2 separate regions of the Homo sapiens genome follow, and region 2 is linked to region 1. A link is a contact called in ENCODE Hi-C or POLR2A ChIA-PET data. All regions are on one chromosome and are shown on one strand. Each heading gives the region's core, a stretch centred on a gene start or an enhancer-like site at or near the end of the contact. The rest is flanking DNA. Distances are from core to core; before and after follow the strand shown. Region 1 holds the start of SINHCAF (SIN3-HDAC complex associated factor). Region 2 has its middle 46 kb from the start of FAR2.

What was found. Hi-C counts contacts between places; a loop is a spot of excess contacts on that map. ChIA-PET counts read pairs that join two places held with the same protein, here RNA polymerase II (POLR2A). Pooled maps may share reads with other maps.
Region 2: a map of CD4-positive, alpha-beta memory T cell shows a loop between it and region 1 (8-fold over the local background). The contact joins the enhancer-like site here to the promoter of SINHCAF in region 1. A Hi-C loop is called at or near these places in 2 of 168 maps with a recorded cell type or tissue (CD4-positive, alpha-beta memory T cell and naive thymus-derived CD4-positive, alpha-beta T cell) and 8 of 50 pooled maps. POLR2A ChIA-PET finds 5 or more read pairs at or near these places in 1 of 52 experiments (CD4-positive, alpha-beta memory T cell).

What each region holds. Positions count from the first base shown.
Region 1 is chr12:31,324,900-31,328,539 of GRCh38, forward strand. It overlaps SINHCAF (SIN3-HDAC complex associated factor), which reads right to left and starts at 1,251. Exons shown (of 6, transcript NM_001135812.2): 1 at 1,125-1,251. It overlaps FLJ13224 (a long non-coding RNA gene), which reads left to right. Exons shown (of 1, transcript NR_026806.1): 1 at 1-1,046. RefSeq lists an enhancer at 340-1,271.
Region 2 is chr12:29,101,300-29,105,149 of GRCh38, forward strand. No RefSeq gene overlaps it. Among named protein-coding and RNA genes, the nearest start is that of FAR2, 46 kb to the right of the region's middle. Within about 2 kb of position 2,397, at least 5 of the 41 ENCODE cell types and tissues checked have a DNase peak (open chromatin) inside an H3K27ac peak, as active enhancers do.

The sequences.
Region 1 (3,640 bases), core at 1-2,500:
CTGCTTTTTAAACTGGCAAGACGCCATCATCAGCAAACCACATTGTCCTGCCGGCCGGACCTGCCCGACGGCGGCCGCATCCCACGGCTCACGCGGGGCTGGACATTCGGACAAGGACCAGGGTCGCAGCCCGAAGCACGTGGTCTGTCACGTAGAGCACAAAAAGCAGTGCCCTGCGGAGTTCACTGACTCCCGCGGCGTACACAACGCCGCCGCCTCCATCTCCAGCCAAGTTGGCTTCCCTGGCCATCTTACAGCGCGGACGGCCGCCCATAAACGGGAAGCCCTCGCGGTGTCGCCCACACCTACGCTACAGGTGAACGCACCGGGAGCAAAACTTCGGGCTCCGAAAGCACCCCGGACACCAGAGGCTCTTGGGCGCGGTCCGAAGAGGGCAGGCGAGTGGAAGACGGGCTGTTTTTAAGCGACCGCGTGTTGCTCTCATTGTCGCATCCGCATCCCTCCGGAGTTGAGCAAACAACGCCACGCCGCGTGCGCTCCGGCAGAGCCCAGCACTGACCCCCAAAGGCCGATTTAAAGACCCTCGGCCGCCAGCTCGGAAGCGGATGGCAACTTAGTTTCCGAGCGAATGGCGTTTATTGTCCACCCTAGTCCGAGGGCTGCAGTCAACTAAACCACGAGGTTTCACAACGGCGCCCGACCCTGCCCGCGCCTCGCGCCCACGCGGACGCACCGACCCCGGCCGCTGCGCGGTGGCCAACGAGTCGCTTTCCTCTCGGGCCTTTCGGCCGCCGGGCTCCTTTCCGCGAGAGAACACTGCGGCGGAGAAAAGTCATTGTCACCTTCAACGTGGATCCCTCAACTCCGGCGACTCCTCAATTATGCCCAGGCTCCACTCACTTCCCCGCCCCGAGACTTTCGGTTTGCCTCAAATACCCTCCCCAATTAATAAATACACACTAAACACGAGCGTACCAAAGAACCTGGGGTCTGAAGATCACGAAAACAGCGCTCCCAACAATGCCACCTCCAAGACAAAACTTCCTGTGTGTATGTGGAAGGACGGGGGGAGGTGGGTGGAGGTGAAAAGAGAAAAAAAAAAACACTGAAATCAAAGCCTCGTGAGACAGTTTTGCACTAGAAGCATGGTGAGAGTCACTCACCTTCCAAAAGCAGCCGTTCCACGCGCAATAATGTCCCCGAGGTGCGGAGTGCACGCCAGGCCAGTCCCCCTCAAGCGCTCCCTCCTCCTCAACTGCCTTGTCTAGAAAGATAGTCTCCTGCAGTTCTGCAGTTGCTACCGCTGGCCGGGAAGGTGTAGATTCCGCTTTCCCTCTGCGCACGCGCGGCTCCCGGCACAAAATTCTCTTGAATCGAACTTATTTGCATACGGGCGCGCGCACGTTGCGGGCTGGGAGGGGGAGAAGTCCCGGCGACCGCGCGCGCTCCCGAGGCCTCTATTGTCCTTTTAAGGGGAGAAGCTCCGCGGCGCGGGAAACGCGGCGGCCAGAGGGAAACGGGGGCGGGGACTGCTTACTACGGCGGACGTCACATAAACAAACGCCCCCCCCCCCGGCTGCAGGCCGCGGCGGAGAGGGAGAGGCGAGGTGGGAAAGGGAAAGGTTAGCAACTGAGGGGAGGGCTGCGCTGCTTGGCGTGTTTTCCGCCCCCGAAGTTGTTAGGGGCACCATTGAGCGCTGAAAAATTGTTCTGAAAGCTGCTTTTGCAAAATTCTCACACCTGTCCCCACTGTCGGTGACAGAGGAGGTGGTCTTGTAAGCACCCAGACTGAATTTATACTAATCCCACGTTTCCTAAATTTTGTTTGAAGTTAGGTTTTTGAAGCTTGTAAAAAAAAAATCCTCTGGGGCCAGCAAAGGTTTAGTTTTTGTGCAGTTGTAATGAGTCGTTTAATAAAGTCCCATTTTAACACCCTAGCCATTCGCTAACTCCCGCTTGCCCTTCTCAAATAGTAACCCAACCCATAACAATCCAGTTTTTTCCTCCACTTCGGCCTTAAGATTTCAAGTCTCTCCGAATTGAATGATTGTTAATTTCCGTGGGAACAGTGCCGCTTTCTTTAAAAGACTAGGCATTGGAAAGCCAATAACCTAGGGACAGGCATACCTCCTCTAGCAGCTTGTAAAGGGTGTTCCACTCACCCAGAAATAATTCCAGTAACTGGTGGTCTTGGGAATGGAAAAAATAACGAGTGACGTACAGACTTTTCAATGCAGAATATGTAATAATTCAACAATCTAAGCGCTTTCTAGACTCCGGAAGAAAAAAACTGAAGTAACTCTTCTCAGATTGATAAGAGGAAAATGAAAACCGAATGATTGATTCGCCTTTGTCCCAAGGACACACTTAACACCAACAGGCAGAAACCCGGGGTTAATGATAGAGGGTGGGGAGAGAGGAAGGATGTTTTTCCCAGAAACTTGATATTGGTCCCAAGTTACAAAAGTGTGAAAATCAACCATAAAACTTAATCATCTGCTGACACGTTTCGCTGCTTTCACTGCAGTGTCAACAATACAGATTTAAATAGTTACTTCTGAAATGTTAATTTAATTCAACAGGCAATTCCTAGTACATACAGTATAAACCCACTTCTGAACTCCTCAACTAATACTTCTTTATTTTTCTTTAGGTTCTGTAACATACTATTCCTGTAACTGTATATGAAAACTATATTATAAATACCTGAAAAGATAGCCTGGCGTGGTGGTGGGCACCTGTAATCCCAGCTATTCGGGAGCCTGAGGCAGGAGAATCGCTTGAACCTGGGAGGCGGAGGTTGCAGTGAGCAGAGATTGCGCCACTGCACCCCAGCCTGGGCGACAGAGCAAGACTGTCTCAAAACAAAAACAAAAACAAAAACAAAAAACAGAAAGAAAAAGGACACCTCTCATTAAAATATGAGCTCCTTAAAGACAAGGATTTTATGCCTTTCTTACCCATCTTTGTATTCCAGTGCCTGACACAGTGCACATCAGATAATATATACTGACATCTTGCATGCATTAGTTGGCTAGGAAAATTTTTTTTTAATGTAATAAACGGCTGGGCACAGCGCCTCACACCTGTAATCCTAGCACTTTGGGAGGCCAAGGCAGGCAGATCACATGAGGTCAGGAGTTCGAGACCAGCCTGGCCAACATGGTGAAAACCTGCCTCTGCTAAAAATATAAAAATTAGCCGGGCATGGTGGCTCACCCCTGTAATCCCAGCACTTTGGGAAGCCAAGGCAAGTGGATCACCTGAGGTCAGGAGTTCAAGACCAGCCTGGCCAACATAGTGAAACCCTGTCTCTACTAAAAATACAAAAATTAGTGGGGCATGGTGGCACTCACCTGTAATCCCTGCAACTCGAGAGGCTGAGATGTGGTGGCACATGCCTGTAATCCTAGCTACTCAGGAGGCTGAGGCAGGAGAATTGCCTGAACCCGAGAGGCGGAGGTTGCAGTGAGCCAAGATCACGCCACTGCACTCCAGCCTGGACAATAGAGCAAGACTCTGTCTCAAAAAAAAAAAAAAAATATATATATATATATATAATAAATATATAAATTAGCTGGGCATTTTCGCACAGACCTGTAATTCCAGCTACTTGGGAGGCTAAGGCACAAGAATCACTTCAATCTGGGAGGCTGAGGTTGCAGTGAGCCGAAATCGC
Region 2 (3,850 bases), core at 1,147-3,646, 2.2 Mb before region 1:
TCCCTCCTTCCTTCCGCTTGAGCTCCTGGCAACCACTTATCTTTTTAGTGTCTCCATAGTTTTGCCTTTTTCAGAACATCATATAGTTGAAATCATACAACACATTGCTTTTTCAGATTGGCTTCTTTCACTTAGTAAAATGCATTTAAGTTTTCTCTATGTATGTCATGATTTGAAAGCTTATTCTTTTTTATCACTGAATAATATTTGATAGTCTGCATGTACCACCATTTATTTATTCATTCACCTGTTAAAGGACATCTTGGTTGCTTCCAGGTTTTAGTAACTATGAATAAAGCTGCTATAAACATTCATGTGCAGGTTTTTGTGTGGACATAAGATTTTAACTCCTTTGGGTAAATACCAAGGAGCATATTGCTGGATCATATGGTAAGAGTGTGTTTAGTTCTACAAGAAACTGCTAAATAGTCTTCCAAAGTGGCTGTACCATTTTGCACTTCTACCAGCAATGAATGAAAGTGCCTATTACTCCACATCCTTAGCAGAATTTAGTGTTGTCAGTATTTTGGATATCTGCCATTCTAATAGTTATATAGTGGCATCTCGTTGTTGTTTTAATTTAAATCCCTACTGACATATGATACTGAGCATTTTCTCATTTGCCATTTGATATCTTCTTTGATTGTCTGTTGAGATATTTTGCTTATTTTTAATTGGGTTGTTTGCTTTCTTACCTTTGAGTTTTAAGAATTCTTTGCATATTTTGAATACCAGTTCTTCTAGATGTGTATTTTTCAAAGGTTTTCCCCCAGTCTGTGGCTTGCTTTATTCTCTTAACATTATCTATGTAAAGCAGTTTTTAATTTAAAAAATCTAGTATACTAATTTCTTCTTTAATGGATTGTGTTTTTCATGCAGTATCTAAGAATTCATGGCCAAACCGTAGTTAATCTACCTGTTTTTCTGCTGTCTGCTGGGAGTTTTATAGTTTGGTGTTTGGCACTTCATTAAAAAAAATAGTGTTTTCTACTATATTTGTCGTGATATCCAAAAATTCCCCACAAAAAATAAAAAGTCTTTTCTGACTAGTTATTTTCTACTTCTTCTATGGATTTAAATCGTTTTAGTCTACTAGCTTATAAAAATGAGTATTTTCCCTTGAAACAATTTTTATGTGCTTTTGGCTAAATGCATAGTTTACAAATAGACTGCAGATGAGCTAAAGATAAAGAGAACTGTTATCTTCATAATAATAATAGAAGTGCTTCCTGGTAAAATTTGCCCTGTAATCGTAGTCATCTTTAGAATGACTAAGGGATTGATTCTATCAAGAAGCCTATAATTGCTCAGGTCTCATCTTCAAGGTTAGGACAGACCACTAGGTTGGGTAGAAGAATATAGAGTAGTAAAGTGGAGGGGGTTTTTAAATGTTGTTTTAAACTCCCATATTTTGAAACATTTGCAAATAAATCAATTTTTAAATATAAAACAAACAAATAAAATTACAAAATTTAAATACATCAAAATGATAGAAAAAGAAAACTACTAAATACGTTAAAAATAGGTTGAATACAATGAAACTCACACCTGTACTTCATTCCATTGTCATCAGCCAGTCAAGGAAAGATACTGTGAGATCTTATGAAGCCAGCCAAAAAGAACTGCGGTTTTATTCATCAACTCTGGGCAGTGAAGCCTTTCAAGTACTGATAGGATCTGTAGCTACTGACTACATCAAATATTTTTTATCATCAGTTAACACACTGCAGAAATAATGATACCTACTTTGCATTTTCCCTATGTGTAACTTAACACAAGGTCATGAAAACTATACAACTTTGCATTTTGGAAACCAGGGTACATGTCAACAAGGGCAGGATTTCTTTTGCAGAAAACAACTAAGTTCCCTTTGCTGTTTTCATTTTGATAGGTTTTTTTCCTGAGTCCTTGCTGGAATAAAAACGATCATTTTTTTACAGTATTAGATTGGAATGAGTGGTTATATTTTTCAGAAATTTCATTGATATTTCTTACTACATTTCTTTATTTTGCTGTTTATTATGTGATGATAGTGGTTAATATTTATCAAGGGCTATATAATACCAAGCACTGTGCTATGCAATTTGCATTGATCATCTTGTTAATTTTCATACTAACTGATAAGACAGCTTTATTTTTATTCCCATTCTACACATGAAGGAAGACTCTACACATGAGTCTTGGACTTTAATGATTTGCCTGGAGTAACACAGGCAAATTCAAACCCAGGCCCTCTGGCTTCAAACCCCATGCCTTACGCTGTCTCATTGCAATATTTTCTTATGAGTGTTATGAAATTGAAACTGAAACTCAGTGATTATCACCAATATCTCCAAATTTCTAACCGGTTTCTTGCTTTCAGGGTTGTTCCTCTCAAGTTTATCCCATGCACAGCTACCACTGCGGTTTATCGAAAATGAAACCTACTCATGTCATTTCCTGCCTCACACATTTCGAGGCTTCTCCATGTTCTACAGAATAAGATCTAAGATCCTTAGCACAGCATCCAAGAGCCTCTCTGTGCAGGCCCCTGCTTCACATCCCTCAGTTCCCCCTTCCCACATTTACATTGTCACCATAGGGAACATCTTGTGCCTCCTCACACACACTCCACAGTCTTTTACCTTGTTTCTGAATCACACAAGCTATTGTTTTCTGCATGCATGGTTCTTCCCCACACTACACCAAAGCCTCTTTCCATCAGGGAAACATTTCCTATTTGTCTCCAAGAATCCTTCTCTTACCAAACATTCCCTTGCCCTCTACACTTCATTGGTTGATGCTTTCCCCTCTGCACTAGCAGAATATCCCCTAGAATTTTATTTATGACACTATATTACAGTAATAATACTAATGTCAGCATCTCCCACTAGACTATGGGTTCTTCAAAGGCAGGATAGACCTCACTCACTTTTAACTATGTATAGATCTTGGATGATGAAGAAAGAAGGCCAGTGCTGAGAGCTAGGAGAATGATCGAGTTATTAGCCCTACCTTTGGATGGTTCTCCATTACCATGTATCACTTTAGGTGCTTTTGGTTTGCTACCAAGAAAACCAAGGAGTAGAAAGAGGGAAGCGCAGTGGCTCCACTTCTCACCTGAGCCTAGTTTGAGGTCTGCAATTCCTGAGACATTACCAAGGTTCTTTTGTGTTTTCAGCTCCTGAACAGTTTGCTGTAGGTGGGACAGATCCTAAAAGAATCGTGTTAAGTGTATTAATGTTCCATCTAGTCTCAAAATAGAACCAGGAGTTAGGAAACATGTTGATCGAGGCAGTGAATCAGTGTTACTAAAAACCTTCAATTGCATCATGACTTTTTAAGAAAAATGTGAATTGAAAATGCCCATGTTTTATTTCACACCCATGGCTTTGCTCATAGTTGCCAAGACATAGATCTCAATACAACAGGCTTCCTGTTTCAATTCGAAGTAGTCTGGTAAAGAACAAAACAGTCATGTCTTGTAAGATACAGAATTATTTCTCCCTCCAATTATTTTTACAATGAAGTGTGATCTAATGCCACTGTCTCCCCTTTTGCAGACCTCACACTGTTCATTTATTTTTTGGTCTCACTAAGTCACTTGCTTCAGTGTGTCAGTTTCCTCAGGTAGAAGGCTGCCCATAATAGAACTGTTGTGGTTACTTAAAAGACAGGAAAGCAATTTTTAAAATAAAACCCTGCTGTTTTAAGCTCTTTGTAGATGTTGAGGCCAAATTATGCCTATTGACATTAACCTACCTGACTTCAATTTCAATTCATTCATTCAACAAGCAAGTATGGAATTTATGATATTACTTTAAAATGCATTGAAAGGTTTGTTGCCAAGGAACCTGCTAAATAACCTTCT